2 separate regions of the Mus musculus genome follow, and region 2 is linked to region 1. A link is a contact called in ENCODE Hi-C or POLR2A ChIA-PET data. All regions are on one chromosome and are shown on one strand. The core of a region is the stretch at or near the end of the contact, and the rest is flanking DNA. Distances in the headings are between cores, read along the strand shown. Region 1 holds the start of H1f4 (H1.4 linker histone, cluster member). Region 2 holds the start of H2ac15 (H2A clustered histone 15).

Region 1 (3,464 bases), core at 594-3,093:
AAAAAAAGATATTGGAGAGCAAATACTAATGTGTTCTACCATTTGCAGGAAGTTTTTTTTTTTTTGTTATTAACAAAAAGGGGTTAAATCCCCACTTTTCAATATCAAACACCCATACAGTTTCTCTGCTCTGGCTCAGAGTTTTAATGAATACCAAAGTTTGCATTTGTTAATACATGAAGGTGAAAATATACATTATAGCATAGAAATACTGATAATATGAATCACTTTTATATAAAATTCATCATTAAAGATAATACCACAAGATCTTAAAAATGCCTCATGGACACTGTGTTGAACTGCTGAGTTCCTCTGTTTGCATTGCTTTTGTGTGTGGAGGTTTAGGATAGTAGAATTGATAATGTGATGTTAGAGACAATTGTATCACAAAACAAAAGCCATCACATTATACTATTGTATAACATAACATTGTATCTTACACTATTGTAAACATTGTATCTTATACTATTGTATAATATACTATTTTATAATATAACAATGTATCTTGTCTCTGTAGTGGGAGTCTTGTAATTTCTGAATATAATTCCAACCAAACATCCCAGAAATAATTACTGACACTGGATTATCATTGATCTCCTAGTCGTTACCTTGGTTGAACAGCTACATAAATAAAACAACCCATTTAACACCTTCAAGGCATGTCTTTGAATCTGTTTGAATGTCTTCTCAAATATGATTCTAAGATTAAATCTTAACCCCTCATTTACCCTGAGGAGATCCACGAAACATTATTCCCATGTTTCCATAAGGAGTAGCCATATATGGAGAACAGCTGTTCAGTAACGGGGCTAGGATTCTGTAACGAAGGCAGTAGAGATGTTCTGAGCTATATTTCTCATGTGTGTTTCTCTTGATCAATGGCTCAGTTATCTAGTTTTAATATACCACATTACAATTTAGTCCTAAAACATGTCAGAAGAACTATGCAAGACCCAAGAGAAATTCCTCAAAGTAAATCCCACCTTCATTTCCAAAGACGTTGAAAACAGCATTTATATGTTTCTTGGAAATTAGTCATTTTTATGTCTGCACCATAAGTATGTTTTGTACTCTCCCCCGACCCCAGTACTCTGAATTTGAGGTACCTCAACCCAAAGGAGTAGTTTGTCCAGAGAAATAGAAAAGCAACAGCCCCGCCCCCAACCCATGGGAACAGAAAGAAAAGAATTATACTAAGAAATTATTTTAAAACTTAGGAGAAGCGGCAGAAATAAAACCATAGATATATAGACTCATGGCCTATGAGAGAAGAATTTAACTCAAAATGGTAAATAATCTGTTAAGCATTGAACTAAACCAGTTTGATGAACTCAAATGCCCTCTGCTCAATAGGCAGGACTCTCGGAGGAGCCTGTGTTACTTCCTTCACTTAAGTGCAGATTTGTAATAAAAATCATAATGCCAAAGGCAAGGTTTTGGGCTACACAAGAAGCTAACCACTTGGAGAATCGTCTTTGATGGGTCAGAAAACTGTACAGTCCAAGATCAGTTTATAATTTACGAAGAAAATAGAAAGTTTTGTTTCTCTGAGTTGAAATTTGCTGAACACCGCAGGAAATATTGCAAGTTTTTGGCAGAAGGCTTAATGCTTTGCTCACTTTTTGAGATGTGCATGAAGCCCGAGACTTCGGGGAACATTATTTTTTAAAAATCGGGCAATTCGATGTAGGGAATTTTGACATTTTTGGCTTTTTTTGAGGTGTAACAAACACAACTCCGCATCTGAGAGGACACTCCGCGGCTGCCAGCGAGGCGGGCTGGACAGCGCACCAATCACGGCGCAGCTCCGCCCTATATAAACGGGCGGGCGCAGCGCCGCGGCCCGAGTCCTGGCCAGTCCCTCTGCTTCCGGCTCGAGTTCTCTCTCCTCACACGCTTCGCCATGTCCGAGACCGCGCCTGCTGCGCCCGCCGCACCGGCCCCCGCCGAGAAGACACCCGTCAAGAAGAAGGCCCGCAAGGCCGCAGGTGGCGCGAAGCGCAAAACCTCCGGACCCCCGGTGTCCGAACTCATCACCAAGGCTGTGGCCGCCTCCAAGGAGCGCAGCGGCGTGTCCCTGGCTGCGCTCAAGAAGGCGCTGGCGGCCGCGGGGTACGATGTGGAGAAGAACAACAGCCGCATCAAGCTCGGCCTGAAGAGCCTGGTGAGCAAGGGTACCCTGGTGCAGACCAAGGGCACCGGCGCCTCCGGCTCCTTCAAACTCAACAAGAAGGCGGCTTCCGGTGAGGCTAAGCCCAAAGCAAAAAGGGCAGGCGCGGCCAAGGCGAAGAAGCCTGCGGGCGCAGCCAAGAAGCCCAAGAAGGCTGCGGGGACAGCCACCGCCAAGAAGAGCACCAAGAAGACTCCAAAGAAAGCGAAGAAGCCAGCTGCAGCTGCAGGAGCCAAAAAAGCTAAGAGCCCGAAGAAGGCAAAGGCAACTAAGGCTAAGAAGGCGCCCAAGAGCCCTGCCAAGGCGAAAACGGTAAAGCCTAAAGCGGCCAAACCAAAAACCTCCAAGCCTAAGGCAGCTAAGCCAAAGAAAACCGCAGCCAAGAAAAAGTAAATTTTCTTTGGCCAACTGCTTAGAAGCCCAACAACCCAAAGGCTCTTTTCAGAGCCACCCACAACTCTCAGTAAAAGAGCTGTTGCACATTCACAGGGGGTGTGGTTAGGGTGGGAACAAACCTTAGTGGGCTGAGCTTAGCAGAGGAGGCTGGGGATATGTGGGTGTGCGCAATGGTGTTAACTCTAGCTTAGCTATCTGAAGGTCTGTACATAATCTCCTGTATGTGTGGTGGTGGTGGGTAAGTTCATATCCCACAAGTGACCCTTAGAGACCATGGGAATGAAGTAGTTTACTCCCGGCTGCCACGTCGATAACTTTTAAGGGAGATAGCAGAATGATTTAGAGATAGAATCTTAAGCATTGAGCGATTCAGTGCGTAAAGAGCAGGATCGATGTCCTGACAACCCCACCCGCATCTCATCTCAGTTCTGACTGCTGAAATCAAGCATACAAACCCAACTAGAGTACTTTTTTTTCTGTGTTCCCCCATGTTTGATAGCGATCGTGCTTAAATAGGTTAGCTATAGCAGATTTGTGCAGTTTAATTCGTACGTCCCGATTGGTGAAAGCGAAGTGACAAGACAGCCAATGAGACAGTAGACCTTCAAGTGTCGTTTACGTTCCTGTTCGTGACGAAACACTAAAACTAACCCAATCCTGAAAGAAATCTTATTAACCTCATTTGAATACTGCGTAATGTAAATGAATGTGGTGTTAACTGGTGACGGAGTAGGTATTTTACCAAATGTTTAGTGTGCCCAAGGGAGGGAGTTAAATTTTACACAATCCCTGAGCTGGCGAAGTCCGAGCCTGCCCCACAGAAGGATTCTTAGAAGCTGCCATCAACAAACAGAAGGACAAGGAGCGCAAACGCTACTGAAAGGAGAGCTTCTAGCAA
Region 2 (3,466 bases), core at 41-2,540, 1.9 Mb after region 1:
ACTAGAATACACTAATCATATAAAAATGTACCACCAAAAGAACTGGAGCGATTTCGTGTAGATTCCAGAAAGATTTAAAAATGTTTCAACTAATCTATTGCAATATTTAAACTGAAAATCCCATTAAGGTGAGAATAAGGAAACAGCAGGCAAAGGCCTGACTTTTCCTTTTAAATTTGTTCCAAGCATCAGAAACAGTGGATAAGGGAAGCACCCCAAGAATGGTGGAGAAACAAACGCCACTATCTCTGGCGCTTAAATTTGAAATTGCCCGCGCAGCACAGTAATTGGCTAATGAAGCCACTAACTGATAAGGACAAGATGAGTGTATGTTTTACTTCTGTTAAATTAATGCAAAGAGGAGGGAAAAAAGAAAGACGGCTTACAACACTGTATTCAAGAGGGTAGGAATAGGTGCTATATGTATAGGTTAAGACCAGTTAAGTTTATAGTGTGGAAGGGAACTTTCTAGTCATGAACCTCTGGAATTGACACCTTCCATAAGTCTTTAGATTTCTAAGCAATTATCTCACAAAGTGCACATCCTTCCAATAAAGTGAGTGGCTCTAAAAAGAGCCTTTGTTTCAGGAGTGAGTTAGAGGAACCCCAAAGTGAATACAGGGCAACAGCCTTTTTTAGTTGAAAGTGTGGGTGGCTCTGAAAAGAGCCTTTGGGTTAGGAGTGTGAGTTAAAGGAACTCACTTGGAGCTGGTGTACTTGGTGACAGCCTTGGTGCCCTCCGACACGGCGTGCTTGGCCAGCTCCCCGGGCAGCAGCAGGCGCACGGCCGTCTGGATCTCCCGGGATGTGATGGTCGAGCGCTTGTTGTAATGCGCCAGGCGGGACGCCTCGCTCGCGATGCGCTCGAAGATGTCGTTCACGAACGAGTTCATGATGCCCATGGCCTTGGAGGAGATGCCGGTGTCGGGGTGCACTTGCTTCAGCACCTTGTACACGTACACCGAGTAGCTCTCCTTGCGGCTGCGCTTGCGCTTCTTGCCGTCCTTCTTCTGGGCCTTGGTGACGGCCTTCTTGGACCCCTTCTTCGGGGCGGGAGCGGACTTAGCGGGTTCAGGCATGGTAGGAACTGACCAAAAGCCTAAAGATACAGAAAGAAAAGAAATGTAAAGTGTGTCTGCACAGGCTGCCTTTTAAACAAACTTGTGGCTATAGCTATCGCGAATTAGCAGTCGTCATCCACCAAATACCCAATCATAGCAAGGGCTTTTCAATGCAACTCTGTTATTGGTCTAGGTGCAATGCTTCTATGTAACCAATGAAATTCCTACTTTTTCATGCCCTGCATTGACTATAAATACTGTCAGCTTTGCCTTCAAACCACTTACTGAGCAGGCTTATATTCTAGGTTCTACCATGTCAGGAAGAGGCAAGCAGGGTGGCAAGGCTCGCGCCAAGGCCAAGACCCGCTCCTCCCGGGCCGGCCTGCAGTTCCCCGTGGGCCGCGTGCACCGGCTGCTCCGCAAAGGCAACTACTCGGAGCGCGTGGGCGCCGGCGCCCCGGTGTACCTGGCAGCCGTGCTAGAGTACCTGACGGCCGAGATCCTGGAGCTGGCGGGCAACGCGGCCCGCGACAACAAGAAGACGCGCATTATCCCGCGCCACCTGCAGCTGGCCATCCGCAACGACGAGGAGCTCAACAAGCTGCTGGGCCGCGTGACCATCGCGCAGGGCGGCGTCCTGCCCAACATCCAGGCCGTGCTGCTGCCCAAGAAGACCGAGACCCACCACAAGGCCAAGGGGAAGTGAGGCCCTTGATAGAAAGCAACCCTTTCCAACCACCAAAGGCTCTTTTCAGAGCCACCTACAAAAACACTTGGAGGAGTTGTGCTACTTTGGATCATTATTGGGCTAATGAGTGCAACACTGAGATAATGTGAACCTAACCCTAGTTTTATTAATGCCTTTAGAATTGTTGCATCCAACCTATTTATACAAGCCAGTGTGAAATTTAATTTACTGACCTATAAATACTAGTAGCTATTACTACGTTTTAATGTTTCAGGCCACGAAGTTTGCTTGTATCTTCCTGTAGTGCATTCTAGGAGGAAGAGCAAGTTACAGCTTAGGGACTACTTAGTTCCCTCAGCATTTACAGGATGACGTCTGTCGTTTTTATAAAATTTGGGAATCTGTTCAGCTTTATACCCCCTTTCAACCTTTTCTGTTACATTGCAGAAGATTTTTTTTTTTTGTAAACACCTTATAACTTACATGCAAGATAAAGGTTACCGTGGTTGCACAAACTTTTAAGGAGGCTGAGGTTAAAGAAAATGTTAAAAACAAACAAACAAAAAAACCCTCTGCTGCCAACAGACTTGCCGAAGAAATGCCGAAGATATACAATTCAGTATATTTCTATTTATTCTGAGTCAGTAGAAGAAATTAGCAGAAAAGGAACTCTAGAAAGGAAGGTTGAAGATTGATGTAGTAAATCTATTACTAGAGTTATGTTATCTGAAAACAATTTGGAGTATATATGGACAGCAGTTACCATGAAAAAGTCATTTAGGGGGCTGGAGGAGTGGCCAAGTGGTCAAGGATGATTGCTGATCCTGTAAGAGTTCTCTAGTTTAATTCCTAGCTAACATCAGGTTTAGGGTTGCGGCAGAGAGAAGCTAGAATTGCAGGTCTCAGTCTCCCTGTCATCTCACAGGTCGAGTACCCACTGCCTGTTATATCCTGTGCCAAACTCCACTTACACACACGGACTGAACCAAACACACATCATTCTTGGACATGTGGAGCTTGATGGAAGCCAGGATCCACCAACAATCAAAAACCTTATACATCCTGTTGGACCTCCCAGCCTGCTTGGTGTCCTATAGTCAAATCTTCAAGTTCCACAGTATTCAAATGACAAATTTGAAACAGAGGAATAAGAAACCCTTCCTTTGTCACTTTTTATTGTTAATTGTCTTTTTCTCATGAGACTTCCTCATAGAAAGCAGAGACATGGGAGCACCTCCAGAACACCTGGAGAAAAGTCCCAGCATACGGGTTCAAGCCAAACTCATCATTTTATCTGGGTTCCTAAAATAGCCATTGGCTTTCTTTCAGGATTCACAGGCACTGAAGCCAGTCTTCAGTGTAGTCCTTGTTTTCTCTACTGAGCGGAGATGACAGGCTCTTAACTGTGCCTCTTCACAGCTCTCTGGTACAGCCCTAATACTCTTCATGGTTTATCCTTTCCCACCTTTCTGACTTTGACTTGCGTCATCATCCCTGCATAGTTGAAACACACACACACACACACACACACACACACACACACACACACACACACACACACAGAGACAGATAGAAAAACAAAACCAAAAAATCCACTCACCTCTCACCTGAAAGGGAATAAGAAACAGTGTATACTAGAGGTTTCTCCAAATTTCATGTTCCAACATGGAAGGAGTCTTATGAAGTTATAAAACAAAGTAAAGATAGGTTTAAACAT

Evidence for each region. Hi-C counts contacts between places; a loop is a spot of excess contacts on that map. ChIA-PET counts read pairs that join two places held with the same protein, here RNA polymerase II (POLR2A).
Region 2: a loop to region 1 is called in a map of left cerebral cortex, with 10 times the contacts of the local background. The contact joins the promoter of H2ac15 here to the promoter of H1f4 in region 1. A Hi-C loop is called at or near these places in 1 of 37 maps with a recorded cell type or tissue (left cerebral cortex). POLR2A ChIA-PET finds 5 or more read pairs at or near these places in 1 of 5 experiments (Patski).

Annotation. Positions count from the first base shown.
Region 1 is chr13:23,620,937-23,624,400 of GRCm38, reverse strand. It overlaps H1f4 (H1.4 linker histone, cluster member), which reads left to right and starts at 1,843. Exons shown (of 1, transcript NM_015787.4): 1 at 1,843-2,624. The coding sequence starts at 1,904. The coding sequence ends at 2,563. It overlaps H2bc6 (H2B clustered histone 6), which reads left to right and starts at 3,307. Exons shown (of 2, transcript NM_001177653.1): 1 at 3,307-3,464.
Region 2 is chr13:21,751,736-21,755,201 of GRCm38, reverse strand. H2ac15 (H2A clustered histone 15) reads left to right here and starts at 1,290. Exons shown (of 1, transcript NM_178183.2): 1 at 1,290-1,825. The coding sequence starts at 1,375. The coding sequence ends at 1,767. H2bc15 (H2B clustered histone 15) reads right to left here and starts at 1,126. Exons shown (of 1, transcript NM_178201.3): 1 at 649-1,126. The coding sequence starts at 1,079. The coding sequence ends at 699.